3 separate regions of the Mus musculus genome follow, and regions 1 and 2 are each linked to region 3. The links are chromatin loops, found by intact Hi-C in ENCODE. Cell type or tissue: heart. All regions are shown on one strand. Each heading gives the region's core, and the rest is flanking DNA. Links, peaks and the distances in the headings are about the cores only.

Region 1 (10,299 bases), core at 1,532-9,531, 130 kb after region 3:
GCGTGCCTCTCTTTGCTGCTTTGTTGGCTTATGAGGTATACTATGAACTAATGGAGGAGGAGGGGGCTGTGCCTGCAGAGCATCAGGTAAGATAGGGCTATTGGGGGCCAGGCTTCTTAGGGCTTGGGAAACCCCTTGGGCTAACATGAGACTTCTGACCCCTTTGAAAAGGGTGCAGTAACCTAGCGATGCCGTCATCCACCTGCTTCCTAATTCCCTATTTCTGTACTCCCAGGTTGAAATGGCCACAGCCAGAGCGCTGAGGGAGGTGACTGTACTTGGGTCTCTACTGCTCCAGCATTTGCTGTATTTTTCTAATCCTGGACTTGTACTTCGAAGTCTGAGTGCCTTGACCGGACCACAGCTTCTGACTCTGGCCCAAAGCCCCGCTGGCTCTCATGTATTTGATGCCATCCTGAGTAGCCCCTCAGTGACACACAAGCAGCGTCGTCGTGTGCTGAAGACCCTAAAGGTTAGACTTGTGCTCTAGTCCCCTCCGTTACTGCTTTAGAGAAATGAGCTGCCAATCTCAGGATTGGACCTGAGAGCTGGAGGCAGGATCAGTCCATAGTTCCTGTGTTGTTTAAACTGTGCCTCTCAGGGCTTCTGAAGTTATTTCTCCGTTTCCAGAACACACCTGTGTACTTCCCTGGAGGGACTTTACCTTCCTTGTCTCTATTCAGGGACAGTATGTGGCTCTTGCCTGTAGCCGCCATGGCAGCCGTGTATTAGATGCCATCTGGAGTGGAGCAGCTTTGGGGGCTCGGAAGGAAATTGCTGCTGAATTGGGTGAGTACCACTGCCAATTGGGTGAGTGGTTTCTAGGCTCCTTCTGTACCCGGTAGCTGATTGGTTCAGCAGATTTCAAAAGTGCAGTCTGGTTCTGCATTCTGCAGAGATGTTGTGTAGTCTCTTACTCCTCCCCTTTATCCGGCTTTAATGGGTGAGGTGTTCTGTAATTCCTGTTTCAGGCCAGTGTTGATTGAAAATGGATGGCCCTTTACCTCAAGTAGAGTTTGTCTTTAAACATGGGTGATGCTAAGTAGGAGTGGTTTTCTTTGCAGGAGAAAAGAACCAGGAGTTGATTCAAGATCCTTTTGGCCACCATGTGGCTCGAAATGTGGCCCTTACTACCTTCTTGAAGAGGCGAGAGGCTTGGGAACAACAGCAAAGTACTGTGGCCAAGCGGAGGCGGGCATTGAGCTCTATACTTGAAGACTGAGACTTGCAACGGGACTCGGTCTTGATGGGGAGGGGAACATGCTTACCCTTCCTGTTTACATTGGATCCAAAAGTCTTACTGCAGCCAGATGTAGTAACATGCACAAAACTGTAAACCTACTATTCCAGAGGGTAAAACAAGAATATCAAGAATTCAAGGCTAGCCTGCTCTGTGGCAGCTAGATCTTGTTAATCTCTATGTCCATCTGCTATTCTCTCCCCTCTCCCAAGACATACTGGTAAAGACTTTTGTATTTTTCTTGGAAATATTTTTATTTTATTTTTTAGGGGAAAGTTATCTTGTAGTAAAGCTAGGGACAGTGGCCGTTGGTATGCAGGATCTTAGGGGTAGGCGTCAGTAAGAACCTAGATGAAGCAGCGATTACGGTGGGATCAGGATGCAGGGGACAAGGCTGTGGTTCTGCAGGGTATGTGGAAGGCAGGAGTGGAGGGAAGACAGGTAGCATTCTTCAGGAAGATGTACAGGCCAGAGGAACAAGGCAGTGTGCAGATCTGTTAGGATGGAGTCAGCTTGGTTACCTAGGGTACACTGCAGACCCCAAGCCTGATGGTGCCTTTACTACCCTCCTGTGTCACATGGAACCAGTCTTTCAGCACAGGCTCAAAGCATGATCTCATTAGGAGTGGAGGTGTCTCTGCCCGTGCCACTGCCATCGATCAGCCCCCTCCACCACATGGCGAAGGGTGGAGGAGATGCCCAGCAGCATATGGCCCAGGCCTTGCAGCAGCGAGGAAGTCCAACGGAGGAGCTCCCTGGAGGGCAGAGTGGAGATCAGAGAGTTAAAGGAAGCTGCAAGGAGGTCGGGGTTGGATGCTTTGGTGTGGGGGGCTGATAAGGGGGAGTTTATGGGATACATGGATCCGAGGGTTGCATGACAGATTGGTCTCTGACCTGAGTACTCTTTTAGGGCCAACTCCTTGGAAATCACAGCTCATGGAGTAGAGTCCATAGAATGTAGCTTTCACGTTGAGGCTGCCAAAGAGGTCTCGGGGATTTTGCTTGTACACATCGAAGGTGATGCGGGCGATGTCCTTGCTGTGTTTTGGCTTCTCCCGTCCTAGGCCGTATGACAACATCCCACTCTGTGGGACATTCTCATCATTGAAGTGGACCTGCCCTCATACCCTGGGAACCACCACTAATCCTGTCAGTGCCGGATCTGTCTTCCCAATGTCATCTAATGGTTGATGTCCTTCACAGCTCCCCAGAGCCTGTGCCCCCACAGGTCAGTGGTAGGCCAGGGAAGAAGCCAGGGAGGACCAGAAAGGAGTGGAGACCTAAGCAGCCCCACTGTGGGGCTCTCACCTTGGGGCTCCAGCTCTGGCCCTGCTCAAGCACCATCAAGCACGTGTCGTCCTCCAGCAGCTGGAAGAAGTCCTCACTGTCCACAGCAGTCCCATCCTCCTCCAGGACCAGTGTTAGCACTCCACGTAGCAGCAAGGTCTCCAGGACCTGTCAGTGACAAGAGGCAGGAAGGGAGGCCCCGTCAGCCTCACGCTGGTTGGCATATCAGCTCTACCTCCAGGTGTTTTGCCATCTTCCCTGTAGGGGTTTTGTTTGTTTATTTCTTTTTTTGAGACAGGGTGTTGGTGTAGTGCAGCCTGCTCCCAAACTTAGCAATTCTGTGTTAGTTTGCTGGGTCCTGGGATTGTAGACATGAACACTTCATCTCATCCTTCCTAAAAGTTGCAGTTCTTTCTTTGTGTAGCTTTGGCTGTCCTGGAACTTGGTCTGTAGACCAGGCTGGCCTCAAACTCAAGAGAGTCACTGGCCTCTGCCTCCCATGTTCTGGGATTAAAAGTATGTGAGACCATGACCACCCAACAGAAATGGTAGCTGTTGATAGACCTTCACAGAGCAGACCTACCTATCTACCCTCCTTCCCTCCTTCCCTCCCTCCGTACCTACTCTTGCTCCTCTCTGAGCCACTCCTACTGGAACTGAATGACAAATCAGTCATAGCCGGGTGTGGTAGTACGCCTACAGTCCTGGCTGCTCAGGAGGCAGAGGCAGGGGGATCACTGGAGTCCAGAAGTTTAAAACCAGACTTCAACAGTTTTGGACCCTGACTCCAAGTCTGTCCAGATGAAACCTGTCTGATCTATCTTATCTGCAGTGTCGTCCTATGCTTTCCTGTTCTCTACAATTGTTTTCTAAGTTAGCACCATTTAACCTTCCTGAGGCCAAGTGAAACTGTTTGCCAAGTGCAAACGTGTGAGCCATAGAAGGAACGTCAGGGTTAAGGTAGTGAGGCTAGGAACAATTGGGTGAGAAAGAAAAGGCTTTGGCTGGGTAGAAACAGTCAAGGTGACCAGGAGGAGCGGGGCTCTCACTGACTCCTGTAAGGCCCTCTCAAGGAGCAAGCACGAGGTGCTGGTCTAAAACATGTGATTGGTTGGCCAGCTCTACTTCAGTTTTAAGGATAGCTCCTAAAACCTGCACCTCTCCCAGGAATCAGATTCCGCAGGACCACCCTGTAGGGAAGGAGCTGGGCGGAGGTAACCATACATCTTAGTGGCTGTGCCTTCTGATAGACCTCTTGTGACTGAGCATCCTTGAAGCTGTGCTTAAGTCATTCCCTTGCACCAGAAACTGAGGCCCCAGGGTTTTGACCAATGTGTAAACACTATCAAAGGGAATCTTAAACAGACCTGACCTCACATTGATTATCCTGTGGCTTGACACAGCTTCCTTTAAATTTTTATTTTATTTTTAAAGATTTATTTTATTTATATGAGTACACTGTAGTTGTCTTCAGACACTCCAGAAGAGGGCATCAGGTCCTATTACAGATGGTTGTGAGCCACCACGTGGTTGCTGGGATTTGAACTCAGGACCTCTGGACGAACAGTCAATGCTCTTACCCACTGAGCCATCTCTCCAGCCCCTAAATTTTTATTGTTAAATGTTTATGGGAACTATGCTTATGTGAATGTGTGGAGAAGAGGGCATTGGATTCTCTGGAGCTGGCGTTACGTGGTTGTGAGCCACCAGGTAGGTGCTGGGAAACTCAACCTGGGTCTCTGGAAGAGCAGTGCATGCTCTTCACTGCTGGGCTCTCTCTCCTTTCCCTCACCTCTTTTCGTAGGGACCACATGAGAAAATACTCCAAAAGGCAGGCCCAGTCCACTGTGATTTGGGGAAGAAAGCCACCTAACCTCAAGTCACCTAGCACAACACACCTCGGGCTGCTTCCCTCCTTAGGGCAGGCCACTCTAATCTCCAGAGGATTCTGCTTAGCTTTACTAACTAGATTGTTAAATAAACATCTGCTCCAGTTGTCTGTTGACTGACCTCATTAAAAAGATAAAAGCTGAGATACATCCCCTGTCCATGTCTGTCAACTATAAGGACTTTCCATTTATTCAGTAATTGTAAAAGACAGTTTATTCGACCCTTGTGTAGACAAACTGAAGGCTGGAGCTGCGCTTCAGAAGAAATTGTTTGCCCAGTCTGCTGAAAGACCTGGCTTTGATGCCCAACATTGAAAGAGTTTTTTTAGGTTTTGAGGCATGCGTCTTTAATCTCAGTGTTTGGAAGCCTGAAGCAAGAGGATTCTATTCTTGAGTTCAAGGTCAGCCTGAGCTAAAAAGTGAGAGCCTGTTTGAAAAACAAAACAATAGGTTTTGATAGGTTGAATATTTTCCCATTGTTTGACAGCTAACAAGTGGCAGAAACAGGATTTGAAATTGGCTTTTTCATAGAAATCAAGGGCTGGGAATTTAAATCGGTGGCAGAGCCCTCGCCTAGAGTTTTGATTCCTAGCACTATGAAAAGACATACAAGTTGCCATGACTTCTGAGCCCATCTCTCCAGCCCTTGTTACCTACTGTTCCTCTGCCAAAGAAAGCCTACTACTCAGAGACTAATTTACTCAAATGCAAACAGGTCACTGGCTTACTGTTTCTTCGACCTCTGAAGGTGTGGCAATCATGGAGCCTGCACACTTCCTGCTCCCTGACCCCACTATCATGAGTCCCATGGCTTCCTTGTTCTAGGAACCCAGAAGTTTGACCACTTACCTTATCTAGCAGTTCTTGGAGGCTGGCAGCTGTCAGTCCTTTCCGGACTGTCCGCTTATGATCACAGACACGGAAGGGTCGCTGAGGTGGAGGAGCTGAGTTCCAGACCCTACGGCTTAACTCCGAGCTCACAGTGGATACTGACCTGATGGTTGGAAACAAAACAGGAGTAAGGAGGGGGGGGGGGTTGGCAAACTTGTTGATAATGGTGGGGGGTGGGGTAGCTAGAGGGTCTAGGTTTACAGATCCAAAGGAGAGACTTAGAGGGAGAACAAAATAGTAATTTAAGAGTCAGAGGGAAAAAGAGAGAAATCTGTAGAGGAGATAGGGAAGTGAGTCTTCCTGGGCTGTTTTGCCTTGTCTGCCCATATCCCTAGGGTTGACATATAGAGGCAAGGGTTAGACATCACCTTAGCAGGCCATTGGGGTTGAAGGCTGAAAGGTACTCCATGCAGAGGGATGGGGGAGGTGACTCTCTCCCTGTTGCTTTGGGGCTGGGTGCTTCTCTGTTGTTCTTGCTTTTTTGTATAAAGCTGAGATCTTAGCCCTGGTAAAGTGAGAGGTGAGTCAAGCGTGGACTCTGACCCCCTTGCCTGGTCAGTAAGAGGGACAAAGTCGAAGAGGGTAGGAGGAGGAGCCTATGTGAAGTGGTAGAAGTAACCAAAGTCCGCCGTTTGTGTCTCTTTAGAGATGTGAAGGATGAAGTTAGATATTTGATCCGCCGCCCCCTCATCCAAATACAGTTTTACTTTATAGTCCACACTGGCCACCTTGAACTCATCTTCCTATTAGAACAGCGTTAGAACAGTTTCTGGCCCACAATCCCAGAGATGGAACATTCCATGTGAGCCCTGCTGACTGCCGCCACCTACTGGAAAGTTATAAACTTCAGTCTTTGGAAAAGCCTGGGCTAAATGTGCTGAAGAGACTTGGAGACTATGAAAGGAGGGACACTGTGTCTGATGAGAGACTGGATTCTGATCTACAGAACCAGCATCACCAGGATCCTTTCTGGAACCCTGGCCTTCCTGCGTATCCGCTCTTTGGTTGGAGAAGGATTGGCTAAACATTTTTTCTTTCTGGCTTTATTCTCTTGAAATGCCTGCTTCAGTGTCTATGAGCCAACACTACTCTCATCTTTTTTGGTTTGCTAATTAAAAATGTATCTCCAGCAGGGCAGTGGTGGCGCACACCTTTAATCCCAGCACTTGGGAGGCAGAGATGGGTGGATCTCTTGAGTTCGAGGCCAGCCTGTCCTACAGAGTGAGTTCCAGGACAGTCAGGACTGCACAGAGAAACCCTGTCTCAAAAGACCACCCCTCACCCCCAAAATGTATCTCCAGCTATGATCCCCACTACACTAATCAGAGGAGTGTCAGGACTTTAGCCTTTAGCACAGAGAGAGAGACAGAGAGAGAGAGAACACATGCATATGGAAGCTGGAGGACTTGGATATTGTTCCTCGGGTAACAACTTTTTCTTTATTTTCTTTTTATCTTTCTTTTTCTTTTCTTCCTTCCTTCCTTTCTCTCTCTCTTTCTTTCTTTCTTTCTTTCTTTCTTTCTTTCTTTCTTTCTTTCTTTCTTTCTTCCTTCCTTCCTTCCTTCCTTCCTTCCTCCTTCCTTCCTTCCTCCCTCCCTCCCTCCCTTCTCTCTCTCTCTCTTTCTTTCTTTCTTTCTTTCTTCCTTCCTTCCTCCTTCCTTCCTTCCTTCCTCCCTCCCTCCCTCCCTTCTCTCTCTCTCTCTCTCTCTCTCTCTCCCTTCCTTTCTTTCTTTCTTTCTTTCTTTCTTTCTTTCTTTCTTTCTTTCTTTCTTTCTTTCTTTCTTTCTTTCTTTCTTTCTTTCTTTTAGACAAGGTCTTCAATAGGCCTGGAAATTGCTGTGCTGGTTAGGATCATTGGCCAGTGAGCCCTAGAAACCCACTTGTTTCCATCTGCCAACACCAGGATTACAACCCATGTACCCCTTTAAGATGGTTTCTGGGTGCCGAATACAGGTCCTCACACTTGTATAGCAAGGACTGAGCCTCTCCTCAGTCTAAGAATTTTAGTTGTGATGGCCAAGGTTTCATGTCTGATGTTAACTGTAGCCACGATGGATAATTGCACAGAAACTGAGATTTACTGTTAGTAAACCCCTTAACTGAGCACAGTCCCTGTTCTCCTGACTGGGAGCCTCCAAGGCTCTCCTAGTTCCCTAGCTTCTTGAGTCCTGAGTATCCCGAGCTTATCCCCGTCCCGCGGGAAATAAACACAGGACACACCAGGTTCTTCCACGGTTAACTTTTACTTCTTAAACATAGTGAGGTAGACAAAGAAGGCTCAGAAAGTGTGTGGCTTAAATACTTTTGGTGACGTGTCTAAACTAGGACTGGTAGCAACACCCATGATCCTCATGCACCCTGGGGATAGGTTAAAGCCCCCAGGGGTTGGGCAAAAGCCCCGGAGACGGACTGGTGGCTTTGGCTGGCTGTGTTCTCGCAGCTGCGCACAAAGAGGTTTAGCACCATCTAGTGGCGGCACATATATTGCAGCCCTTTACACCTGAGAAACACAAAGTGCCTGGACAGCTTTGTGACCTAGCCAGCTTCATTTCTCATGCCAGCTGGAGCCCCAGCCAGGGCCACTTCAGGCACCAATCAAGGGCAAATTATAGGGGTATAACACCTCTAGGGCAATCCTCCCTCAATGGGCATGCCCTAGTTTTATTCTGCCTTAGGTATTCTGTATACCTCAGGGTCCTGATGGCTAGTCATGGGGAGCAATGCATTGGATTGTTCTCCTCTTCCTGGTGTGTGTGACACACACACACACACACACACACACACACACACACACACACACACAGAGAGAGAGAGAGAGAGAGAGAGAGAGGTGGAGGTCAGAGTCAGTGTTAGAATCTATTGAGCTAGAATTCCAAATAGTTATGAGCTGCCTAACACGGTGCTGGAAAACAAACCCAGGTCCTCTGGCTGAGCAGCAAATGTTCTTAGCCACTGAGCCATTTCTTCAGCCTTCTTCCTGATCTTTTTTTTTTTTTCTTCCTGATCTTAATATGTTCCGTCCCTCCCCAGTGTTATGATCTCCACCCCTAAACCAGGTTGTAAGCTCTTATTACCCAAATGCATAGCCTTAGGCCTGAGCATCATGTATTACACTGAAATGTCACCGGCAACTGAGTAATAGCTGTAGGGTGGAGGGGCTCTGACAGGCCCCCAAAGAAACTGAAGCAGAAGAGGACACTCCGCAGGAACGGAAGGTTGAAACAAGCAAAAGGAGAGCAGCTGGGAGAGCGCCTTGTTTGGGTTACTTCTCTGTTGCCTGCAAGCCATGGAGGCTAGATAGAACATAAACATTGCAGGAGGTGGGCTGAAAGGACTGGGGCCAGAGGTGGGGAGATGTGGGAGCAGTCGTTAGCAGGTACAACTGCTCTTCTCCGCAGGCTGAGCCTTCTCTGCACCTCAGCCTTATCCTGCTTCCTGGGGAGGCTGGCCTCCACATGCCTGGGCCTGTCAGTGATGGGAAGGAGTAGGATGAAGGAGGGCCCAGGGTGAGCACCATCTTGTCCCTCTCCATTCTTGACTCATCCTCTCCGCAAATGTGACAGGCACGGGGCAGGATTAGGCACCTCATCCACAGCAGCTGGCTTCACCTGTCACCTTCCTAAATCTCTCTGCGCCCCCCAATGCTGTTCTCTCCCAGCGGGTAAGTAGATCTGCCCATTCTCCTTTACTCCTTACAGCCACCTTAGCCCTGAGATACAAAGACTGAGATTAGATACAGAGGCAGGTATGCAGAAGGCCAGAAGTGGAGACAGTGACTGTCTACAACGGAACTGGGGAACACCAGTGCCTTGGTACCAGCGACCTCTGGGAACATACCAAGGTGGGAAGGTTTGACTGAGGACAGAAGCCACAGGTTCTAAGGAGCTGTTTGAATTGGTTTCTTGGAGAGAAGAGAGGCAAGGTGACGAGAACTTGGGGGAGGCACGCTCCTTCTCATCTAGCATCAGAGGTCGTGTGGGCTTTTGCCCCAATCCTGAATGTCCCCTTCCCTGGATTCTTGCAGCTCTCCCCCTAGAAGGATGTCTGTCTGCTACCGTCCGCCTGGGAATGAGACACTACTGAGCTGGAAGGGCTCGCGGGCCACCGGCACTGCCTTTCTACTGCTGGCGGCGTTGCTGGGACTGCCAGGCAATGGCTTCGTAGTATGGAGCTTAGCGGGCTGGCGGCCCACGGCGGGCCGGCCACTGGCGGCCACACTTGTGCTGCACCTGGCCCTGGCCGACGGCGCGGTGCTGCTGCTCACGCCGCTCTTTGTGGCTTTCCTCAGCCAAGAGGCTTGGCCCTTGGGCCAGGTGGGCTGCAAGGCGGTGTACTACGTGTGCGCGCTCAGCATGTACGCCAGCGTGCTGCTCACCGGCCTGCTCAGCCTGCAGCGCTGCCTGGCTGTCACTCGGCCCTTCCTGGCTCCCCGACTGCGCAGCCCGGCCCTGGCCCGCCGCTTGCTGCTGGGGGTCTGGCTGGCCGCCCTGGTGCTCGCCGTCCCGGCCGCGGTCTACCGCCACCTCTGGGGCGGGCGCGTGTGTCAGCTGTGCCACCCATCGCCAGTGCACGCAGCTGCTCATCTGAGCCTGGAGACCCTGACTGCCTTCGTCTTGCCTTTTGGGACCGTGCTCGGCTGCTATGGCGTGACGCTGGCGCGGTTGCGAGGAGCGCGCTGGGGCTCGGGGCGACAAGGCACACGGGTGGGTCGTCTGGTGAGCGCCATCGTGCTGGCCTTTGGCTTGCTCTGGGCTCCCTACCACGCGGTCAATCTCCTACAGGCGGTGGCCGCGCTCGCTCCGCCGGAAGGACCCCTGGCCAGGCTCGGCGGGGCGGGCCAGGCGGCGCGCGCTGGAACTACAGCCTTGGCTTTCTTCAGTTCCAGCGTCAACCCAGTGCTCTATGTCTTCACTGCGGGGGATTTGCTGCCGCGGGCCGGGCCTCGGTTCCTTACTCGACTCTTCGAGGGCTCTGGGGAGGCCCGAGGGGGCA
Region 2 (10,299 bases), core at 1,600-9,599, 120 kb after region 3:
CTCATGGGCACAGTCAGCAGCCAGTCTGTCACACTATGGAGGGAGAGAAGGCAGAAATGAGACCCTGGATACCTGCCCACCTCACCTTCCTCTGAGTCTAAGAGGATACCCCAGGCCCCCATCCTTCTCGAGGGCCCTGATGTTTCTGCCACCATCTTCCCACATTTGATACCTACTCTGGCAGATGAATAGAAGTCCACACAAAGGACGATCAGTGCATGGGACAGAGAGAGAGGGGGGGGGGGAGGGAGAGGTGAAGGTCTTACTACTCTGACAGCTGTGGACCATTACCAACCGTCAACACTGCTGTGTACCCCCCAACTCCTGTGCCTTGATCCTTACCGCAGCTTTGCCCACACCATAAGGGACATTGAACATATGCTGCAGCCCCCCAGGGGAGGAGACAATCACGATGAGTCCTTTGCCAGCTGGCACCATCAGCCGTGCCCCATACACAGAGCATAAGTAGTGGCCTCTAGACAGGGTCAGGGAAGAAGAAGAAGAAGAAGAAGAAGGAATGAATTGTGTGAATGCTGGTTCAGTTGCTTCTCAAGTCCTCAGTATCTGTGGTCAGTATAGAGGCTGCATAGCAATAGCTGAAGACCAGGGAAATCAGGTATAGGCCATTCCAAGGGAAAACCTGATACAATTAATGGTAGACAAGAGAGAGTATGCATGACATATAATGGGGCTCTTGCACCGTAAACATAAGATAGTTCTTGGGTGTGTCAAGCCATGTATCTGGTCAGCTGGGTTCATGGAACAAACTTATAATCTCAGCACCATGAAGGTGAAGGCGGGAGAATTGGGACACCCTTGGCTACACAGTGAGTTTGAGGCCAGCTTGGGCTAGATGAGACCATGTAATAAAATGAGCAGATGAGATGAATAGAAAGTTCTCAAAGAAGAGATGCAAATAGCCACATAAATACCCAGAAAATGTTCGATAACCATAGCCACAAGGGGAAATGTAAATTAAAACTAATTTCAGATTCCATTTCCTCCTAGTCAGAGTGGCTTTCATCAAGCAAACAGTTCCCAAGGGCCGGTGATGGTGTGGGCAAAGGAGAAGCCTAGTCACTGCTGATGGCGAGACAGGGATTTCTCAGAAACAGACAGATCACCACCCAACCTCCCTACACTTGGGCAGGGCTCTAAGTGAACAAACCACACAGAGATTTGCATCTTTACAGCTGACCTACTCACAACAGTCTAGAGATAGAACCAACCTAGATGTCCATCCACTAATGGGTGGATAAATGGAGTGGAGAAGGTGGTACAGATACAAAATGGAATTTTATACAGCTGTAAAGAAAAGGGTGTGGGGTTGGAAGGAGTGACGAGGATGTGAAAAAATAAATTAATGGGAAGAAGAAGAAAAATGAAACCACCTCTTTTGCAGGAAAATGGATACAACCAAAAACCAATTATTATTGTGGTTACTATTTCTGAGATAGGGTCTCTTTACATAGCCCTGGGTGTCCTGATACTAGTGTACCATGCTGGCCTCAAACTCACAGAGATATGCCTGCCTCTGCCTCCTGAGTGCTGGGATTAAAGGCGTGCACCACCACATCTGGCAAAGTAAGCTCGACTCAGAAAGGCAAATACCATGTTATCTCTCATATGTGGACCCTAGGTTTAAAACTATACATGTATACACACGTATACAGGGAAGGAAGCTCTCTGAGGAAGGTGGGAAATAGAGAGGGAAACAGGAAACAAGTGACAGGACTAACGGGAGAAGAGAGACCTCGCTGAGAGGCGAGGGATGGAGAGGGCAGCAGGGCTGAGAATGAATTAGAAGGAAGTAGAATGACACGTGTGGAGTGATCACAACCGACAGGGGCATAGACACGCTACATTAATTGGTCCATCCTTTTAATCATTTGAGCTTTCCTTCTAATAGTTTTTTAAAACATAGCCCATGGGCTGTGTGCAACACTGAGAGAATCCTCCTTCTGGGACTTGTACTTGGATGGGCAAAGAATGAGGCTGGAACGAGGCTGCCATCTTGTCAGAAAACCCTGAGTTGGGAGGTAGGGCATGCCTTTAATCCCAGCACTTGGCAGGCAGATCTCTGAGTTCACGATCAGCCTGGTTTATAGAGAGAACTTCTGGACTGCCAAGGCTACACGGAGAAACCCTGTCTCAAAAACCAAACCAAATCAAACCAAAGCAAAAAAGACAAACTGAGACAAAGCAAAGACTGCCATTCCCAGGCTGAGGTGGCTCAGTAGGCAAAGGCTGCTTCCTGTGCAGGCCGGGAAAGCCAAGCTCAAGCCCGAAACTCACAGAAAGATGTGGAGAAAGAGAACTGACTCTCTGGACTTGTCTTCGGATCTCTGCATGCACCAAGGTAGGCACAGAAACACACCTACACACCCCTATCACATATGCATGCTCACGTACACACGTGGGGGAAAAAAAAAGGTTATATTCTTAGGTGCAAACCCACAGGCATGGGACTTCTCCAGGAGTAAGTGGGACAAATGGAGTAGAACGGAGTTGAAAGAGATGGGGAAGCCAGAGGAGAAAGTCCTTATAGGAAAAGGCCCAGGCTCTGGGGCTACTAAACAAGAGGAGCCCAGGCTCTGGCAGTGAAGCACACACCTGAGTCCAACATTGTTTATGTCATCCCAAATGGAGGCAGGCACTTCCCAGAAAGACTTGTTGGTGGTGTTCAGGATTGCCTAGAAGACATAAGGGTGACTGATTGGCATGAAGGTATAAAGGGCTGGCTAATGGGACCACGAATGGAGATAAAGACTCAAGGGTGGATTTGGAATGTAGAGTTGGATCGAGTTAAAAGGTTACCTGGACGCCAGCATAGGCATTATTGACCAGAACATCTAGCCGCCCTTTCTGTTCCCGATCTACTTGCTCGAACAGGCTTTTCACTTCACTCTCCTGGCTTGAATCACACACCACGGGTACACACCGGCCCCCGAGGGACTGTGCCTGGAGAGGGACAGCGAGGATGAGTTCACAGCAGTGTCACTTTCCGAACTCCAGTGAAGTTTAGGAACTGAGAGCTCAGGACTCAGCCAACAGCTGGGACATGGCCATGCAATGGCTCCCTCTGGTGTCCGCTTTAGGAATTTCACCACAATGGCACCTCCCACAACAGAGCAAGGTACATTGGACTTCAGATTTAACATCCGCTTTCACTGAGGGCTACCATATGCAAGACCTTACTTTGTAATTATTCTGCTAATTCCAGGCAAGAGATGAGGCATGGCGTCCACTCTCAGACAGAAGTAACCATCCTCTTTGTCCTTTCCGACTCCCTTGCTGCTCACTTGGAATTCTTACTCAGCCTCTGCTCCTTCCCTCACTCAACCAATGCTCTGACTCCACAGTGAAAAACTAAAGCTATTAGGCATAAACTACTGCTACTTCCTATTTTGCCTTGCCTCTGAAAAATGTGACCCTCCCACCAGAGGAAGAAGAGTACCTATTCTCCAGGGGTGAGCCCAGGGTCCTGCTTCTGTCCTGCTCAAACTGCAGCAATGCCTCGCCTGACTTCAAGTCTTTTTCTTCAAGTCACTTCTTCACAATCCAGCCAGGGTGAACTATCTAAAACTTAAATCGTCTTCTAACTGGATCACCAATCTAAGCCAACTAAAGCCTAAGAGCTTTTTTGAGAGGGTCTTACTACATAGCTCAAGCTGACCTTCAACTTGAAATCTCCTGGCCCAATGTCTCCAGTGCTGGGTTATATAGGCATGCATGCCATGCCGGCTTTTTTCCTCCCCACAAGGTCTCACTCTGTAGCCGGTTTGGAACTCACTATGTAGACCTTGAAATCACAGAGAGGTTCTGGCTCCTGAGTGCTGGCATCAAAGGCATGCAAAACCCAATGCCAGGGAAGAGGAAAATTAGAGGAAGCCACCAGTACAATTTTTTTTTCTTTGCAAAACCTGAAACTCTCAAACAGAAAGATTTTTCTTCCCATTAAGCTCTCTTGGTAGAAAAAAAATCAATCCTAGATTATTATTTATGGTATTCAGTAAACATTGCGATTTGTTGGGGGGGGTATAGTAATCACAGTGATTAATTCAGGTGGTCACTTACCTCCTGGGCAGTAGCTCTAAGCGTATCCAGATGGCGGCCGGTAATGTAAACTGTGGCACCTGCTTTGCAAAGCTGTAAGGCAATGCCACGGCCAATACCCCTGGAGGCACCAGTTACCACACACACTTGGCCCTTCATAGGCGCTACCATGACTCACATCAAAGGGGATATCTGTGGAGGTAAAGAGTCGCTTTGAGGGAATCCTGTAGATTGTGTGCTGAATCCAGGTCTCTGTGAGGGCTAGACAAGTTTGGACTATTTTGAGGGGAGAGAAATTTGACAGAAGGATACCTGAGTCAAAGTCTCAGGCCAGGCTGTCCTTTTAGGAGAGTCCCAGGACTCTCCAGCGTTACACACAATACTATCACGAACCTCTGAGTGAAGCTGACTTGGTAGGGAATCTGGCAATGCAGCCTAACAGGGTATGGCCACGAAGAGTCCTGGGCTCTCTGGAGTTCTGGCTACCCGTCCAGACCCACGGAGAACCGCGAATCCCTGACCCCTGAAGTGGTCAGAGCCTTACCAGCAGCAGACGCAGCCTCTGGGTTTCTTTCTGCCCAGATCGCCAGATCTATAGTTTGAGAACTTTGATTCTTGCCACGTTGGAGTGCGTGCCTGGATGGAAGTCCGGGTGCGGATAACGATGATATGGAACCAGTCAAAGATAGCCCTGGAGTTCCAGGGTCAGACCCAGTGGGGTGGAGTCCGCAAATGGGGAAGGGCGACCTGCAGCCACGCCCATCATGCCCTCCCGCCCGCCCCGTCGCAGACTCATGACGTCCCCGTGCGTCCGGAGCGCGCCGGCGGTTGTGGGAGCTGCAACCGGGAAGCGTGAACGGCTGGTCCCAAAGCACGCATGGGGTTGGGGCCGCGTTCCGCTCACAAAGCGCGACGCCAGTTCTCGGGTGCCGGCCGGCGGGGACGCGCGGCCCGGGGTTCGGGACGTCCCCCTCCCGGCCGCGATGGTTATCCCCGGCTGCCGGCAGCCGCGCGTGCGGAGCAGGCCCCCGAGGCTCTCCCGCATCTGAGCCCGGAGGCTCTTGGATATTTCCGACGGGCGCTGTCAGCGCTAAAAGTGGCTCCCGACGCCGCCGAAGAACGAGGTAGGAGCAGCTAACGCCGTGGGTTAAGTGGAAAACCCACACGCCGAACTTTCAGGGGAGGTCTTGGCTAAGTGATGGGTAAGTCTTCTCCTCCTCTCAGCCTAACGGTTTATTTATGACCCCATTTTTTTTTTTTAAAGAGTTGATGGCGCGCAATATTTTGAAGGAAGTGGAGGCTCAGGCTCTAGCCTTGGCCACGAACAGGACTGGTAGCGAAATGCTGCAGGAGCTTTTGGGGTTCAGTCCTTTGAAACCCCTGTGTCGAGTGTGGGCCGCTCTGCGCCCCAACTTGCGCTTCGTGGCTTGTCATCGGTGTGGGGTCCACGTATTACAAAGTGCTTTGCTGCAGCTACCTCGATTGCTGAGGCGTCCTGCGGAGGCAGAGGAGGAGGAGGAGGAAGAGGAGGAGGGTGGTCCCTCGCAAACTCTGGAGGAGCTAGTCCTGGGACTAGCCGCTGAAGTGTGTGATGATTTTCTGTTCTTCTGTGGAGACACGCATGGCAGCTTCGTGGTCAGAACTCTGCTGCAGGTCTTGGGAGGTACTCTTTTGGAGTCCGAGAGAGGCAAGCCCCGTGGCTCCCAGTCGTCTGGTAAGTACTGTAAGAAAGGGAAGAGGGGTTGGTGAGCAGGAGTGGTCAGGAAGTTCCGAAGCCAGTAAACAGAAGAGTTCATCTTTGTGGTGAAACTTGACCGTAAAGAATCAGCAGACCCTTGGGGCAGAACCTGGAAGGCCAAAGTATAGTGTGCCTAGTAAGGATGGATACACTTGAATTCAAGGACCAACTATTACTAGCAGAGACACAGAGGGAGCAATGTGTTTCACATTTTTATTTCCACAACTCAGAGTAAGAATTTTTTTTTTTTTAAATACGTCTGGGCATGTGTACACACTCGAATGTGTGTGCCTTCTGGAGTGTTCTTGTGGAGGGGAGAAGACGACTTTGTGGGTGTCAGTTCTCCCCTTCCACCATGTGGGTTCTGGGTATTGAACTCAGGTTGTCAGGCTTAGTAGCAATCACTCTTATCATAACCTTCCCGGCTCCGATACTTTCTTTGGAGACAGAGTCTCCCAGATAGCCCTGCTGGCTTTTGACTTGGGTTGTAGCACAGGCTGGCCTTGATGCTCCTGCTCGCTCCTGCCTTCCAAGTGCTGGGATTGCAGGCTTGTGCTGCTACCATGCCTAACTAAACTGGCCTTGAACTCAGAGCTCCACCTGCCTCTGCCTCCCAAGTGCTAGGATTAAAGGTGTGCGCCACCACTTGGCGGCTGCTTTGTTTTTTGGGCAAGTTCTTACTGTGTAGCACATGCTGGTCTGAACTTACTATGTAAGCTTATGCTGGTGTCCAGTTTATTGACTTTCTGCCTCAGCCTCTCTAATACTGACATTACGGGCGTATGCCTTTCCACCTGGCTGGGAAGTTTGTTTCTAACCCTAATGTGATTTGTGTGTGGATGTTGGATCTAAGCAAAAGTTCAGAAAAAGATACCCTTACCCTTTCCACATGCTACCTCTTTTTCTGATATTTTCTTTCCTTTTAAATTTTATTCTCTATCTTAAAAAAAAAAAAAAAAAGCTAATTACTGATGGGAGCAGATGCAGAGACCTACAGTCAAACACTAGGGGGAACCTCGCAGAAGAGGGGGAAGAAGGATTCTAGGAGCCAGAGGGATTGAGGCCACCACAAATACATGACTCACAGAATCAACTACGCAGGCTCATAGGGGCTCACAGAGACTAAAGTAATAATCTCCGACCCTGGATAGATCTGAGCTGGGCCCTTTGCATATACATTATGGTTGTGCAGCTTGGACAACAGTGGGAGTGGGGAATATCTCTACCTCTTGCCTACACTGAGAGCACTTTTACTCCTCCTGAGTCTCCTCATCCAGTCTTGATGTGAGCATCTGTGCGGAGTCTTACTGTAATCCGTTATGCCATGTTTGATTGATATCCCTGGGAGGCCTGTTTGTTTTGTTTTTCGAAGGGAAACAGAAAGAGTGGATCTGGGGGAGAGGGAAGGTGGGGAGGTGGGAACTGGGTAGGAGTGGAGATAAAGGAATGGATAGGATGTAATGCATATAAAAAGATAAAAATTAAAATAAAAATGCTAATTGAGACCACTAACTTTGTTTCTTGTTATAGTCATAGAATGTAACCTACATTTAAAAATACTGAAGAGCTGGGCAGTGGTGGTGCACGCCTTTAATCCCAGCACTTGGGAGGAAGAGGCAGGTGGATTTCTGAGTTCGAGGTCAGCCTGGTCTACAGAGTGAGTTCTAGGACAGCCAGGGCTACACAGAGAAACCCTGTCTCAAAAAACAAAAACAAGCAAGCAAACAAACAAACAAAAGCAGAACTAAAAGTACTGGAAAACACACTTAGAGAGTATAAGTGAAGTCTGGTTTTGGTATACTATAAATCCTGGCTGAGAAATTTGAGCCCTGGACCATAGGGAAGGGAGTTTAAGATCCTTGGAGAAAAAAATGAAAGAATATTTTACTCCTCCACAAGAGGCACTCACCTGTCCTGCATCTCCAAGCTGAGCCCTTATTCTTCTGTGGTGCTTTCCTTCCTACTTGGGAAGAAATAATAGTCTTTAGCTTGGCTCATGTGCACCAAAGCTGTTTGCAGAAGCTTTCCCCTTCCCCCTGCTGCTTGAGGAATTTCCCCTTTCCCTGCCAATGTAAGCAAGTTCAATAGTTCAATACCACCCGGCCCCTTCCCCATCTGAGAGGACTGACCAAGAGAGCATGATGACCATAGCTGCCAGAGCAAGATTAGCTATTCTCAAAAATGAGCTATAACACAGATAACAGTCTTAGAAACCCTGCCTCAGTTTAAATTTCGAGATAAATCACAAGCCGCCCTGATCTTGCTAGGATTCCCTGTGAATAGCTGTGACTGACCCATAAGTTCAAAATGTATTACTGCTTTGCTGACCAAATCATAATAACCCACCATGGGGGCAGGCAAAGTGAGTCACTAGGCCAAAGGGTTACTTAGTCACTATACAAACCAACCAATGCCTGAAAAGGTTACTTGCTACACCAATGAAAATAAGACCACTACCCTGTTGCTTGTATCTGCCTCTTACAAAGGTATAAAAAAGTGTGTTCTTTGTTCTAGGTCTTTCTTCTTGCCTGCATGCTGGGAGGGGAGTCCCCAACATGTTGGAATAATAAAAATCCTCATGTAGTTTGCAGCGATGGCCGTCTCTGTAGTTTTTGTGAGCAAGAGGGTCTTTTGACGAACTCCAACACTTGGCTATCTGTAATCTCATTGTTGTTCATGTTCTTGGTCTTTCTTTAGAAACACAGAGGACTTCAGCTCGGGAATGTAAACCAACTGATTTTGAGGTTCCTAAAACCTTCTTGAATCGCCTTCAGGACCTGAGCGCCTGCTTTCTGAAGGACATTGCTGGTAAAAAGATGTATTAATTACTTTACATGTTTCAGAGGGAAATACCGGATCAAAGTGACTTAAGGAAGAAAAAGTTAGACTCCCAGCTGGAGGGTATAGTCTGTTATGTCAGGGAGGTTATCATGGTAAAGCTACACTCTTATCAAGTCAGGAAGCAGGTGGATAAATGCTGCTCTTATGGGTGGTGCTACCCACATTTGCCCACAGGTGGTGTGCTCACCTTCATAGACCTATTCCAGAAACTTACTCACAGAAATGCCCAGAAGTTAGTTTCCATGGTGATTGTAAATCCCATCAAGTGGACAGTCAAGAGGAACCATCGCAGAAGGGAAGTAGAAAAGGTGTCTAGGGTCTTCTCTGGGGGTTCCCACCAAGCAGGACCCTTACATCAGGTCATTCCTATCTTAACACCTGTCAGGTTTAATGCTATAAGGCATTCTTCTGTTGATATTTTTGTATATGTAATCTTCCTTGTTGGCTGAGCTTTGAGGTTGTACAGGTAATCTGGGTTTGGGACAAGGTATTAAATTCTTTCTGCGTTTCCTACAGTATTTATCACCGACAAGATCTCCAGCTTTTGTCTTCAGGTGGCCTTACAAGTCCTCCACCAAAAATTACCTCAGCACTGTGCCCACCTCTGCGATGCAGTCATTGATTACCTGAGTTCTCGGAATTCTTCAGCAGATGGCAGGTGTGATCATGTCTTCAGGGGTCACCACAGCTGGGGGTGTTGTCTGAGACAAATGAGATAATGTGGTGTAGCTATTTCTGGGTGAGTTTACACTCTTTGATCTCCCCAAAAATACTTATCGCTGGGCGGTGACACACAACTTAACCCCAGTACTTGGGAGGTACAGTCTCATTGTGTATCCCTAGCCAGTCCTAGCCAGTCTCAAAGTCACAGAGATCCTTCTGCCTCTGTCTCCTGGGTGCTGGGAATAAAGTCAGCCATGTCTGACTTAATTTTATTTTAAGCCTTGTGCATGCTGGGAACTGAACCTTTTGTTGTTGGTGGTGGTGATTTTTTGAGTTTTTTTTTTTTTTTTTTGGTTTTTTTTTTTTTTTGGTTTTTTGAAGACAGGGTTTCTCTGTGGCCCTGACTGTCCTGGAACTCATTTTGTAGACCAGGTGGCCTCGAACTCAGAAATCCGCCTGTCTCTGCCTCCCGAGTGCTGGGACTAAAGGTGTGCGCCACCACTGTCCGGTGGAACTGAACTTCTTAGGTCCTCTGCAAGAGCAGTAAGTACGTGCTCTTAACCACTGAGCCATCTCTCAAGCCCCAGTCTCATCCTTCATCTATGTGAGACAGGGTCTCACTATGTAGCACTGGCTGGCTTAGAACTCACTATATACACCAGGTTGGCCATGAACTCAATTCTGCCTCTTGAATGCTGAGCTTAAAGGTGTGCACCATCAAACCCAGCTCTTTAAGAAAAGACTTCATTTTTACTTCACTTGTATGAGTCTTTTGCCTGTGTATATGTATGTGTACTGTGTTTGTAGTGGAGGGCAGGAGAGGGCCTGTGAAGCCAGGTCCTCTGCAGGAACATTAAGGACTATTAACCACAGAGCTGCCTCTCTAGCCCCGGTCTCACTCTTCTTACCTCTAGCCCTCTACTCCTGTTTCTTCGGGATCAGACGAGCTCTAGACTCTTGGAGCAGGTGCTGCTGGTATTAGAAGCAGAGAGACTCCAGCG
Region 3 (10,299 bases), core at 729-8,728:
GGAGCTCTTCAGAACCCCAACTCTCTGTAAGAATGGTGAAGACTGGAGCAGGTGGGAGCTTCAGAGCCTGGGAGCTTCAGTTTTATGATTGAAACCCATTTCCTCTCTTGTCAGCTGGCTGGCTACCCCCAGAACTCCTAGGTTTATGGACACACTGTGCCCAGGTCCCCCAAAGAATGCTCAGACAAAGGCCACAGCTGGAGACTGAGGAGACAGTGGAGGAAGAGAGAGCAGCAGATGAGGAAGAGAGGAGAAAGACTGAAGCTCTGAGCGAGATCGAGGTGACGCCCCCCAGCCCTGGCGAGCTCCGGCTGCCTCCTCATGCACACCACACTGAGATCCCGACACTCGGTGCTTGGGCCTCAGCTCTTGCTCTCCCGCCTGCAGGTTCTGAGGGAGGCCCAGGAGCCCAGTGGTCCCCTCATGCTGTCTTCAGGTAAGCACTTGGACAGGAGGGGAGAATGGAGACAGTCCTAACCAGTCTCAGGCAGCTAGTGCCCTAGCTGCTGAGGCCATGTCTGACAGCGAGGGAGCACGCAGAACGTGAAAGCATAGATTTGATTCTCCAGCACTCCCGCTTTTGTACACGTCTAAACTAGGCTCCAGATCATGAGGGAAGCTTTGTAGTCCCCGAGACTGAACACTGGGCCTTGTCATGTCAGGCAAATGCTTCACCACTGAACTACACCTCTAGTCTGGCTACAAGGCCCCCCAATTCCTCAGAGTCAAGCAGGCTCCCTCAGTGCTCTCTCCCTCAACAGAGCTCTCCCTAGAAGCAGCAGAAGATGAAAAGTCTCGTACTAGCCTCATCCCCCCAGAATGGTGGTAAGCATCCTGGTGGCGCAAGCGCACAGCCTAGTGGCCCCCACCTTTGTCACTGTCATGACTACCTGCCCCCCTCCCTGATTCCTTTGGTTTCCTAGGGCCTGGTCTGAGGAGGGGCAGCCCGAGCCCCCTGCACTGCCCATGCTGCCTGAACTTCCTGAAGTGCCCATGGAGATGCCCCCAAGGCCTGAACTCTCTTCAGAGGCTGTGCTCAGGTATCCGAGAGGCTTCCCTCTAGGGGTGGGACCAGGCTGTTATCCCAGCTGACACCCCTCCATTCCTGCAGGGCAGTAGCACTGAAACTGCAGGCCAACAAGGAGCTGGACTTCAGCAGCCTGGTGCCCCCTCTCAGCCCCCGAAAGTTGGCTTCTCGGGTCTTCTATCTGCTCTTGGGTGAGTGGGTACAAGAAAGCAGGGACAGGCAGGCCGGCCAGAGGCTGCTACAGCACACTCTAGATACTGTGGTGACCTGCCTTCTTTTCTGACCAGTGCTGTCCACACAGAAGATCCTTCTTGTGGAACAACAGAAGCCATATGGGCCCCTCCTGATTCGTCCTGGACCCAAATTCCCCTGAGCAAGTTCATTAAACCATATCCTGCCTCACTGGACTTTGCCTCTTTTTTTTTTTCAAGATTTATTTTTAATTTTAAATTATGTGTGTGTGCCAGCCAGATGTGCAAGGGAATGAGGGAATTAAACCTCTGGAGCTCAAGGCTGTCTGAGCCGTCCAGTGGGGGTGGACCGCATTCTGACTTCTGCAGGGACAGTATGTCCTCAGCGCAGCCCCTCCCTTCCCAGTCTCAGCTCTGAACACATACCTCTAGCCTTTGTGCAGAAAGCTAGTGTCCAAGCAGAAGACAGGCCACCTTTATTATAGTATGACGTCACAGCTCTGCTTTCTTATAGTATGACGTCACAGCTGCTTCCTTATAGTATGATGTCACAGCTCTGCTTTATTATAGTATGATGTCACAGCTCTGCTTTATTATAGTATGATGTCCAGCCCCAGAGACACCCCTGTTAAAACAGCACAGTTGACTTCAATGGATAGAGTCTTTGGTAAGGTGAACTGGACCAGGGCTGACCTCGGTCTTCGGACCCCTGGCCCCTGTGGCCTATAGTCTTAAGTGAGGCCCATCATGGCCTGAAGTTCCTGAGCTTTATCATTTGGCAGAGAGCCCAGGGCTGTGTGGAAGCTGTCGGTGTGCTGCTTGGCCAGGAACGTCAGGAGCAGCAGCAGGGCCGCCTTGGTGTCTGGGTAGAATAGAGAGAGGCCTGATGAAGGACCTGGTTCCTCCGCCCATAGTACCTCAGGCTCTCTGAGCCCTGCCTGTCCCCACTCTCCCTTGCCCTCTGTCGGCCTCACCTGGAGGGATCCGGTTGTCCGGCAGGATCAGGCTGCAGATGCGCAGGAGTTCTGAAGCCACATCCACAACCTATGGAATAGAACTGGTCAACCGGGGCAGCGAAGCAGGGCTTAGAGCAGGCCGTTGAAACCAAGGACAGAAGCCTGTGAGCTTGTCTGAACTGACACCCAACACAACCCGAATAAAGAAACATGGTAACAACCTCTTTTTAGAGGTTAAGATGTGTAACCAAAGATGTCAGCTTCAAGAGCATTTAATCCCAGCACTTGGGAGGCAGAGGCAGGTGGATTTCTGAGTTCGAGGCCAGTCTGATCTACAGAGTGAGTTCCAGGACAGCCAGAATTATACAGAGAAACGCTGTCTCGAAAAACAACAACAACAAAAAACCAAAACAACAACAACAACAAAAGAGCAAGTAAAACCCAGAATCCAAATACTCCCAACACTAAAAACCCAAGACACACGGTGACAGAACCGCAGGGCACGGGTCCCCACCGAGGCAGCTGGATGTGCCAGATGGAATCTATGGTGGGTGGTGAGCAGCGGCCAGGGCTCCCTAGCCAATGCTTTTCCTACCCCTGACCTAGGAAAGCAGCCTAGGAAAGTTGTGACTGGTGGCTTGGCCTGAGAGAAGAACCAGAGAAGCTCCGGGGAAACACTCATCGGACTTTATGCCAACTCTGTGGACAAAAAGGAAAACAGAAGCCAAGGCTGCAGCTCAGCTGGTAGGAGTGCTTGCCTGGCAGGCATGAAGACGGGGTGTCATCCTCAGCACTGCTAAAATTATAAACAGAAATGTGTGCCGTGCCGGTGACCCCAGCGCTCGGGAGGCAGAGGGAGGGACGGGAGGACTGAGGGCTCAGGGCCACCCTCAGCTCTGTAAGAAGCTGGGCCAGTCAGCGATGCAGAAGACCCTGTCTCAGGAAGAAGGCAAAATGAAAACAAGAGTAGAAGAATGTCAGCTGGGCAGTGGTGGTGCATGCCTTTAATTCCCAGCAGAGGCATGAAACGGGAGGCAGAAACAGGCAGATCTCTGTGAATTTGAGGCCAGCCTGGCCTGTAGAGTGAATGCCAGAAATTAACCTGAAATTCACCATGCACCAGTTACCAGTAACATCTCCTCTGCCTGTGCCTTAGCTTGGAGCCTAACACTCCCTTGGTTCTTAGCTCCAGCAATAGGGTTACCTGCTCAGGATTGTTCTGGTGCAGGAAGCTGAAGAGGTGACCTATAGTGAGCCACTCCTCCATGTCTTCCTTCAGGGGCAGGGCACGTAGCAGGGTAGCCAGCACCTGGATACACAGAAATCTCAGGCCCACACGTCCTGTCCCTTTTCCCATCCTTGGCCTCCCTCCACCCCGACCTGATGCCTTGTCCTTTACCTGGGGCTCCGTTTTTCCTACTGGACTGGCCATCAGTACACGGGCAAGAGCCCCGCAGATGTTATCACGGACTCGATCATGTCGCTCCCTTGCCAGCAGGGGCAAAAGGAGGCCCAGTAGCTTAGGGAAGTGGCTGGTCCATAGTTAAGGAATGCATACACACACTGGTAGACTTCACCCTGCAGCAGCACCTCACCAAATCTCTGGGCTCACTTCCAACCCCATTTCCCCTCTTGCAGGCATAGGATACTCCTGAGCAGGGCAGCCGCCATGCTCTGCCAGTACGCCCAACCCAAAGATGGCATTGCTCCGCACCTCAGGGTCTGCTTCCCGGGCATTGTTTAACAGCACAGGGAACAGCCGAGACACAAACTGGGCTGAGGCGGTCCCTAGACCCTGAATGGACTCTGCCAGGGTTCCCACAGCAAAGGACTTCTCTGCCACTGTACAGCTCTGTTTCTATAGGGAGGGTGAAGGAGTGCACATCAGCATGGTGGCAGAGCTGGAAGGGTGCAGGCACAGCATGTATACATAGGCAGACTCCGACGTCAGGCTGGACGACAGCACTCACCGTCTTACACAGCAACAATGGCAAGAACGTGGCAAAGAAGGGAGCGAAGGCGTGTCCTCCAGCTGTGGCTGCCAGGACGGGAATGGCCTCTCCAGCATGTTCTAGTAACATGGCGTCATACTCTGCCTGTGGAGCCAGGAAAGGGACTTGAGGCACTGGGCCAACTCAGGGATCACACACCTCCCCACCCCGCTATGCCACTGGCTGCAGACGCTTCGGGGGCTGCCGACTGGCCCTGACTTCACACACAGGCTGAGCTGCCAATACCAGGTTGGCTTTTTTATAGCCGTCGTTTATCACTCCCAACCCTGCCCAGCCTCAGTGCCTGCCTGGCCTTTGAGCTCCTCACTGCCCTTCTCGGATGGAGGTGGCACTCTGGAAAGCACCAGCTTCTCTTAGCAGCCCTAGCTCCCACAGGCTGAGCTCAATGCATGAACCGCCCACTGCTGGCCCTCGGTCTAGGCCACTCTTATCTGTAGCTCTCACCTGGTCATCATCTTCGTCATCATCCTCCTCGGCGTCCTGACAGGCCGTCTGTGGAAGACGGATTCAGCTGAGCTTGAGGTCCCCTACCTGCTCCTTTCCACAGTAGGGGTAAGGTGGGCAGAGGACTTAGAGCCTCCGACAGTCCAGTCTCCTGGGGCCCGACACCTCTTCCCATGGCCGCCATTCCCTCCCCCCTGCCCACCTTTTTCTGCAGCACAGCCTTGAGCACGTTGCAGAGCTCACTGAGCCGCCCAGGAGGCTGCAGTGCAAGGCTGCCGCAGGTGCGCAGCACCCCTGTCAGGGACTCCAGCACGGCCATCACCACTGGGCGCTCCCTTTCTACTTTCACGGCCTGCATGTAAGCTGGCATCACTCGAGCCAGGGAGGTCTGCAGAACTGGAGACACAATTGGTGGGAGCCTTGGTCAGGCCCGGCCACTCCCCAGGGCTCCCAGCCTGCTACGTCTCCTCCTCACCGGGACTGCTGCTGGGATCTGAGGAGCTTCTCTGAGAGGCCTTATGCAGTGCACAGCAGAACTGTCCCAGCGCTTCGTAAGCTGACTTCCGCACATTCATATGAGGGCACTGGAACCAAGAGGGCAGGTGTATGCCTGGCATGGGCAAGGTGAAGCTGACCCTAACTGGGGCGTGGGGATGCCTCTAACTTACCTCCAGCAGTTTGTATACTTCATCGAAGGTGGCATCCATGAATGGGAGAAAAGCCACACTATGGAGAGACACACAGCAGTGAGGAGAGGGATGCTGGGTGTGGTACCCAGCACTGTGGAAGGGCTGCTGCTCACCAGGTGTTCATGGAGATCTCCCCCAGGGCGGTGCAGGTGTCTTCTTTCTCATCAAAGAAGGCATTCTCCACACTATACCTAAGGAAGGATGGGGAGGCAGTGACGACGCCTGCCAGCAGGGGGCAGACCTAACACTGGGGCTACAACCACCATCAAAGACCACGTATTTGTTGTCTGGTTGGTTTTTGTTTTTTTCTAGATAGGATTTCTTTGTGTATGGAACTCACTCTGTAGATCAGGCTGGCCTTGAACTCAGAGATCCTGCTGCCTCTGCCTCCTGAGTGCTAGAATTAAAGGCGTGTGCCACCCCCTCTGGCTCAAAACCTACACTCAAGTAGAAGAGCACCCCTCCTACCCCGAGATCTCAGAGTCATCCCCCTCCTCTTCCATATCTTCATCCATGAGCTCCTCCTCCTCTTCTGCTTCGCTGTCGTCATCAAACAGCAGGAAGGAGCTGATCCCGTCATACTGTGGCTAGATAAAGCAAGCAGATCGGGGACTTTGCCTCGGGTGGGACCAGGAGAGAAATCCCTCCACAGGGCTAGCCTGGCCTAACTGACCCAGCACACCCACCCTCTGCTCACCACAATGCCCTCAGTGGAGCGCAGCGACAGCAGCATGAGCGTGGTAATCTGAGGCAGGTAGGGTCCCAAGCCCTCTCCCATTAACCCTGATAAGGCTGCAAACAGGCTGTACCTGATAAAGGTAGAGAGACTCGGTATGGTACTGCCTGCTATAGACAGACAGACAGACAAAACGGTGGGGGGAGGCAGGGGGGAAGTCCAGGAAACCTGGCTGTGTCCAAACCTGAAGGATTGGTGTCTGGGAATCTGGGAAGGGGACTGTCAATCTAGTGAGTAGGCGGCAGGAGAGAGGCGGGGCAGGCTGAAAGGTCACTCACGTGCAGCGCCTCACGTCAGGGTCATCTATATGGATGCATAACCCTAGCCCAAGCTGACAGCATTCCTCAGCCAGGGGCTTCATGGACTCTCCCAGGGCTCGTGCTAGCACTCCCAGGGTCTCTGTGGGAGCAAGAGCACTGATACGTGGACAGAGACCAGAAAACCAAGGGTGGCGAGTGGAAGGCGCTCAGGAGTATTCTACCCTACTCTCTGGGAAAGCATGGAGAGCACTTGCTCATCAAAGGAAGACACCCAAGTGCCCTGGGAGAGATCAGGTCAGCACCAGGTGACAGCGGCCTTACCCAGGCTCTGGATCTGCACAAGATGAAAGTCTTCGTGGCCTGTCAACAAGAACTCCCGGAGAAGATCCATGATGGTAGGGAAGTAGGGCAGCAGGGAATCCTGGGCCGCTGTGGCTGCAGGACCGGATAGAACACAGTCAGAAGCAGCAAGGCCTGGGGTCTGCCTGACACAGACTCTGGGCGAAGCCACACTTTTGCCTCCTTGGTCCTCTGACTCACCAATGGCCCCTATGGCGCTCACAGCTAGCTCCTTGGTCCGGGCTTTGCTGGGGTTCTTCAATGGCTGCAGCATACATTCCATAAGCTCCGGAAGGTAGGGCTGCACTTTGGGCCCTGTGGGAATGTTTTTGGTTTTTTTTTACTAAGCAACTCAGGTCTCTAAGCTTTTGCAAAATTGACCTCCTTTAGCCTGACAGCCCGTGCGACCATCCCCCACCCCTCATTCCCAGCAGGCAGCGAGCAACTCAGGAAGATGCACCATGTGCCTCCTTTAGTCAGTGTGCTGCTCCCCTCCTCCCGTTTTCTCAGCAGCCATCATCACTACCTAGGTTCTCCACAAAATTCTCCAGAGCATAGCAGGCCTTGGCCAGGTGGTGTGTGTTTCCCATCGGCACTGACTTCAGGTAGGAGAGGAGAAGGGGCATCACCTCCTCAGAGTAGCTGCTGATATGGGGCTGGGGAAGAAGCAAGCAGGACCCTGGTCAGGCTCACCTACAGAGCACCCCCTGCCAATGGCAGCAGCAGCATCCGAAGAGATGAGAGTTTAAGGGACAAGGGTCCCCCAGCCTTGGGGGTGGAGCAGAGGGGTAGTCATCTGCATTTAGCTTTGCTGACCTGTAAGTTCTCTGAAAACTGGCCCAGGGCGAACAGAGCAGCATTACGAACAATCTGTGAGGGGTCATCCAGGCCCTTGCACACAATCTGTAGCAGTGGGTACAGCAGTCTGAATGGGGCAGGACAGAAGAACAAAGTCTGAGGGACAGGACAGAGGAAGCCTAGTCTCAGCCCCATGGTGGTGGCGCACTTTTAATCCCAGCACTTGGGAAGCAGAGGAAGGCAGATCTCTACGTTTGAGGCCAGCCTGATCTACACAGTGAATTCCAGGACAGTCAGGGCTCCCTGAAGAAGCCTGTCTCAAAAAACTATTAAAAACAAACAAACAAACAAACAAACAAACAAACAAACAAAACAAAGGCTGGCCTAGGTGTGATGACGCACATCTTTAATCCCAGCACTGGGAGGCAGATATAGGCAGTTCTCTATGAATTCCAGGCCAGTCAAGGCTACACAGTGAGTCCCTATCTCAAGCAAGCAAGCAAAAAATAACCAATAAAACTAGTTACACTGAAACAGGGGTAGCAGGACAGCCAGAGGATGTACATCCACCCTCTCCATGTGACTCTGCTCACCCTGAGACAGGAATGGAATATAATACCTCTGCCTGATGTGGTCGCCTGCACCATCAGACAGCACAGCCAACACCAGGAATCCTGCTTTGCGCTGGTATGGGTCCTCGCTCCGCAAGGCTTCTTCCAGCATGGGCATCTAGGGAAGAACATGGAACATTCTTGAGAGCCCAGCACGAGTCTGCCTGCTACTTTCTCAACAGGCTCATCACAACGATCTATACCCAAATACCCTTGGCTTTCTTTAAGGGACTATACCTACCTAGGGCCAGTAAGAGCAAGAGAGTCACACTTACCACATGGGGACAGAGCTTCTCAGGGGGAAGATGTAGTGCCAGCATGTCCACAACCTGAGGAGAGCCAGGTAGACTGTGACTCCATCTCTAACCTCCACTTCTTATTTAACACCCAGCCCCAGGATCCACCTGTGATGGCTGCTTCTATGTTTGTGGCGACAGGATGGCTCAGACTGCCCAAAGCTTACAGTTCTACCTCAGCCTCCCAAGGGCTGGGGACTGAGCTTACAGGTGTCCACCAGGTCAGCTGGGTGCGATGGCTGATTTTAATAATCCACTTGACTGAACTGGGAAGTGCTTAGGAGACAAACTGTGATGATATTTTCAGAGCCAATTAGATCAGGAGAGCTCTGACCTCAAGATGAGTTAATCTCTTAATCTAATGCCAGTCACTAGGAGGAGCCAAAGGCAGAAGGCAGAGCTTAGTTGGGGCCACATCCTATGGGAGCTATCTTGCCCTGTCTCCTCCTTGTATACCCCTTCTCTGCCTTCTATCCATAACGTGAATGGTTCTGGTTTGCCGAGGCCTGAACCACTGTTTGGCTATTCCTTTCCCACCACAGTAAATGGAAATCTCCGAAGCCATGAAAATACTTCCTCCCCTTAAGGTGTCTGTTTCTCTGAGTATTGGGTGACAGTGACGAGAAGGCCAATACATCACCTGTACAGCAAAGTGCTTGGGAGTCTCCCCCATCAGCCCGATCTCCAAGTCATCGTCATCCGAATCTTGATCTTCAGGATCCAGTTGGCCCATGGGTGGCTCAGCAGCCATGAGGGGGAAAAGGGCGTGCAGCAAGGGAGGCACGAGGCGGTTCTTTAGTAAGGCCTAAGAGGGGAGGGCTAGCCTTGAGCATCTTCCCAGAACAGGCTCATGGGAAAATCCCAGCCTCCCAACCACAAGGACCCCAGCCAGAGACTCCCCGTCTCCTAGGCAGGGAGAGAAGGCTGGGCCAGGGCTCGAGCAGGACTAAGCCTACAAACACAACTAATGGCGGAGACAGCAGGATGGGGTAACTTCCCCAGAGGGAACGTACCTTACTTTTGACTTTGACCAAGAAAGTGAGGCAGCAGAGAACACGTACGCGGAGTGGTTCGCCAAGGGCCACATTCTTAGCCACCTATACAGACACCGACAAGAATCAGAAACAAGCAAGAAAACTTAACGGCAAACCAGCGAGCAGGAGCAGCACCCACCCCGGGCTCACCTCCAGGCAAAACGTGAGGACCTCAGAGAGGTGGGGGTTGATGATGGGCAACTCTGTCTCCAGCATTTCATCCAGGGCCTCCAGGGCCTCACAGGCCTTTACCTGCAGACAGACAAGTAAGTCACAGGGTACTCGCTCCTCTAGGGGACCATGGTGCTTGTGCCTCCATTTTCCTTCCAAAAGGAGACCCCTCCCGTCTGTCCTTACCTCATCTAAGGGGATCAGAGTCCTCAGTGCCGTAACGACTTTGGGCACCAACATCCGTGCAAGAGACTGGAAGACACAGGAATGAGCGTAATCACATAAAGCGCAGGTGGTCTCATCCCAGAAGCCAGGAGCTGGAGGCTTCCTCAAAGCCTCCATCTAAGGAGCCAGCCAGGCCCAGCTAACACGCTATGCCCTCAACCCTTAGGAAGAACGGGAGGCGGAATAAAACTCGAAAGCAGCTTGGGCCAAGACTTCTGAAAGCGAGGGCACGAAACCGAGAGATACAGGCAGCGTCTTACTTACCACATCATCCGGCCTGACATAGCGGGCGATGGCAGTCAGAGTGCGCAGGGAGTAGAAGAGCACTCCGGGAAAGCTGACGTCACTGAGCGTCTCATTCAGAAGCTGAAGCAGCTCGTGCTGGTGGGCATGGAATGCCTCGGGCTGGGAAGACACCACCACACTCAGCAGCAGAAGTCCCACCTGTACAGGAGCAGGGGAGAAGAGACGGTCTCGTGGTCTATCCAGCCTCTGTCCCTCCTTCCTGCC

The links. A loop is a pair of places that touch in the nucleus more often than their neighbours do. Peaks named below come from ENCODE experiments on the same cell type or tissue, not always from the same donor. Only the 100,000 strongest peaks of a DNase experiment are listed, where the experiment ranks them.
Region 1: a loop joins it to region 3, with 2.6 times the contacts of the local background. A loop is called at or near these places in 14 of 42 quality-filtered maps.
Region 2: it touches region 3 in a loop (5-fold over the local background); 14 of 42 quality-filtered maps call a loop at or near these places.

Annotation. Positions count from the first base shown.
Region 1 is chr14:55,752,577-55,762,875 of GRCm38, forward strand. It overlaps Nop9 (NOP9 nucleolar protein), which reads left to right. Exons shown (of 10, transcript NM_026403.3): 7 at 1-86; 8 at 236-472; 9 at 684-789; 10 at 1,065-3,058. The coding sequence ends at 1,222. It overlaps Cideb (cell death-inducing DNA fragmentation factor, alpha subunit-like effector B), which reads right to left and starts at 5,848. Exons shown (of 5, transcript NM_009894.3): 1 at 5,676-5,848; 2 at 5,266-5,410; 3 at 2,549-2,695; 4 at 2,135-2,325; 5 at 1,476-1,995. The coding sequence starts at 5,716. The coding sequence ends at 1,860. It overlaps Ltb4r2 (leukotriene B4 receptor 2), which reads left to right and starts at 8,852. Exons shown (of 2, transcript NM_020490.2): 1 at 8,852-8,968; 2 at 9,332-10,299. The coding sequence starts at 9,348. In heart, for the core only: CTCF peaks have their summits at 6,140 (motif pointing left) and 7,786 (motif pointing left); a DNase peak (open chromatin) is centred at 7,775; H3K4me3 peaks cover 1,804 bases; H3K27ac peaks cover 1,169 bases; H3K27me3 peaks cover 1,526 bases.
Region 2 is chr14:55,740,841-55,751,139 of GRCm38, forward strand. Dhrs1 (dehydrogenase/reductase (SDR family) member 1) reads right to left here and starts at 4,844. Exons shown (of 9, transcript NM_026819.3): 1 at 4,601-4,844; 2 at 4,078-4,248; 3 at 2,818-2,961; 4 at 2,614-2,693; 5 at 343-475; 6 at 1-33. The coding sequence starts at 4,227. It overlaps Nop9 (NOP9 nucleolar protein), which reads left to right and starts at 4,853. Exons shown (of 10, transcript NM_026403.3): 1 at 4,853-5,180; 2 at 5,321-5,770; 3 at 8,492-8,602; 4 at 9,152-9,293; 5 at 10,213-10,299. The coding sequence starts at 4,934. In heart, for the core only: CTCF peaks have their summits at 4,873 and 5,076; DNase peaks (open chromatin) are centred at 3,041, 4,180 and 4,831; H3K4me3 peaks cover 2,403 bases; H3K27ac peaks cover 1,484 bases.
Region 3 is chr14:55,623,962-55,634,260 of GRCm38, forward strand. Rec8 (REC8 meiotic recombination protein) reads left to right here. Exons shown (of 20, transcript NM_020002.3): 14 at 1-26; 15 at 115-281; 16 at 388-436; 17 at 762-825; 18 at 924-1,040; 19 at 1,112-1,218; 20 at 1,315-1,434. The coding sequence ends at 1,400. It overlaps Ipo4 (importin 4), which reads right to left. Exons shown (of 30, transcript NM_024267.7): 6 at 10,054-10,233; 7 at 9,751-9,816; 8 at 9,544-9,645; 9 at 9,373-9,456; 10 at 9,000-9,164; 11 at 8,339-8,392; 12 at 8,072-8,181; 13 at 7,471-7,579; 14 at 7,181-7,310; 15 at 6,856-6,969; 16 at 6,637-6,750; 17 at 6,334-6,454; 18 at 6,017-6,128; 19 at 5,788-5,906; 11 more. The coding sequence ends at 1,950. Among named protein-coding and RNA genes, the nearest start is that of Ipo4, 6.6 kb to the right of the region's middle. In heart, for the core only: a CTCF peak has its summit at 5,542 (motif pointing right); DNase peaks (open chromatin) are centred at 2,911, 4,410 and 5,530.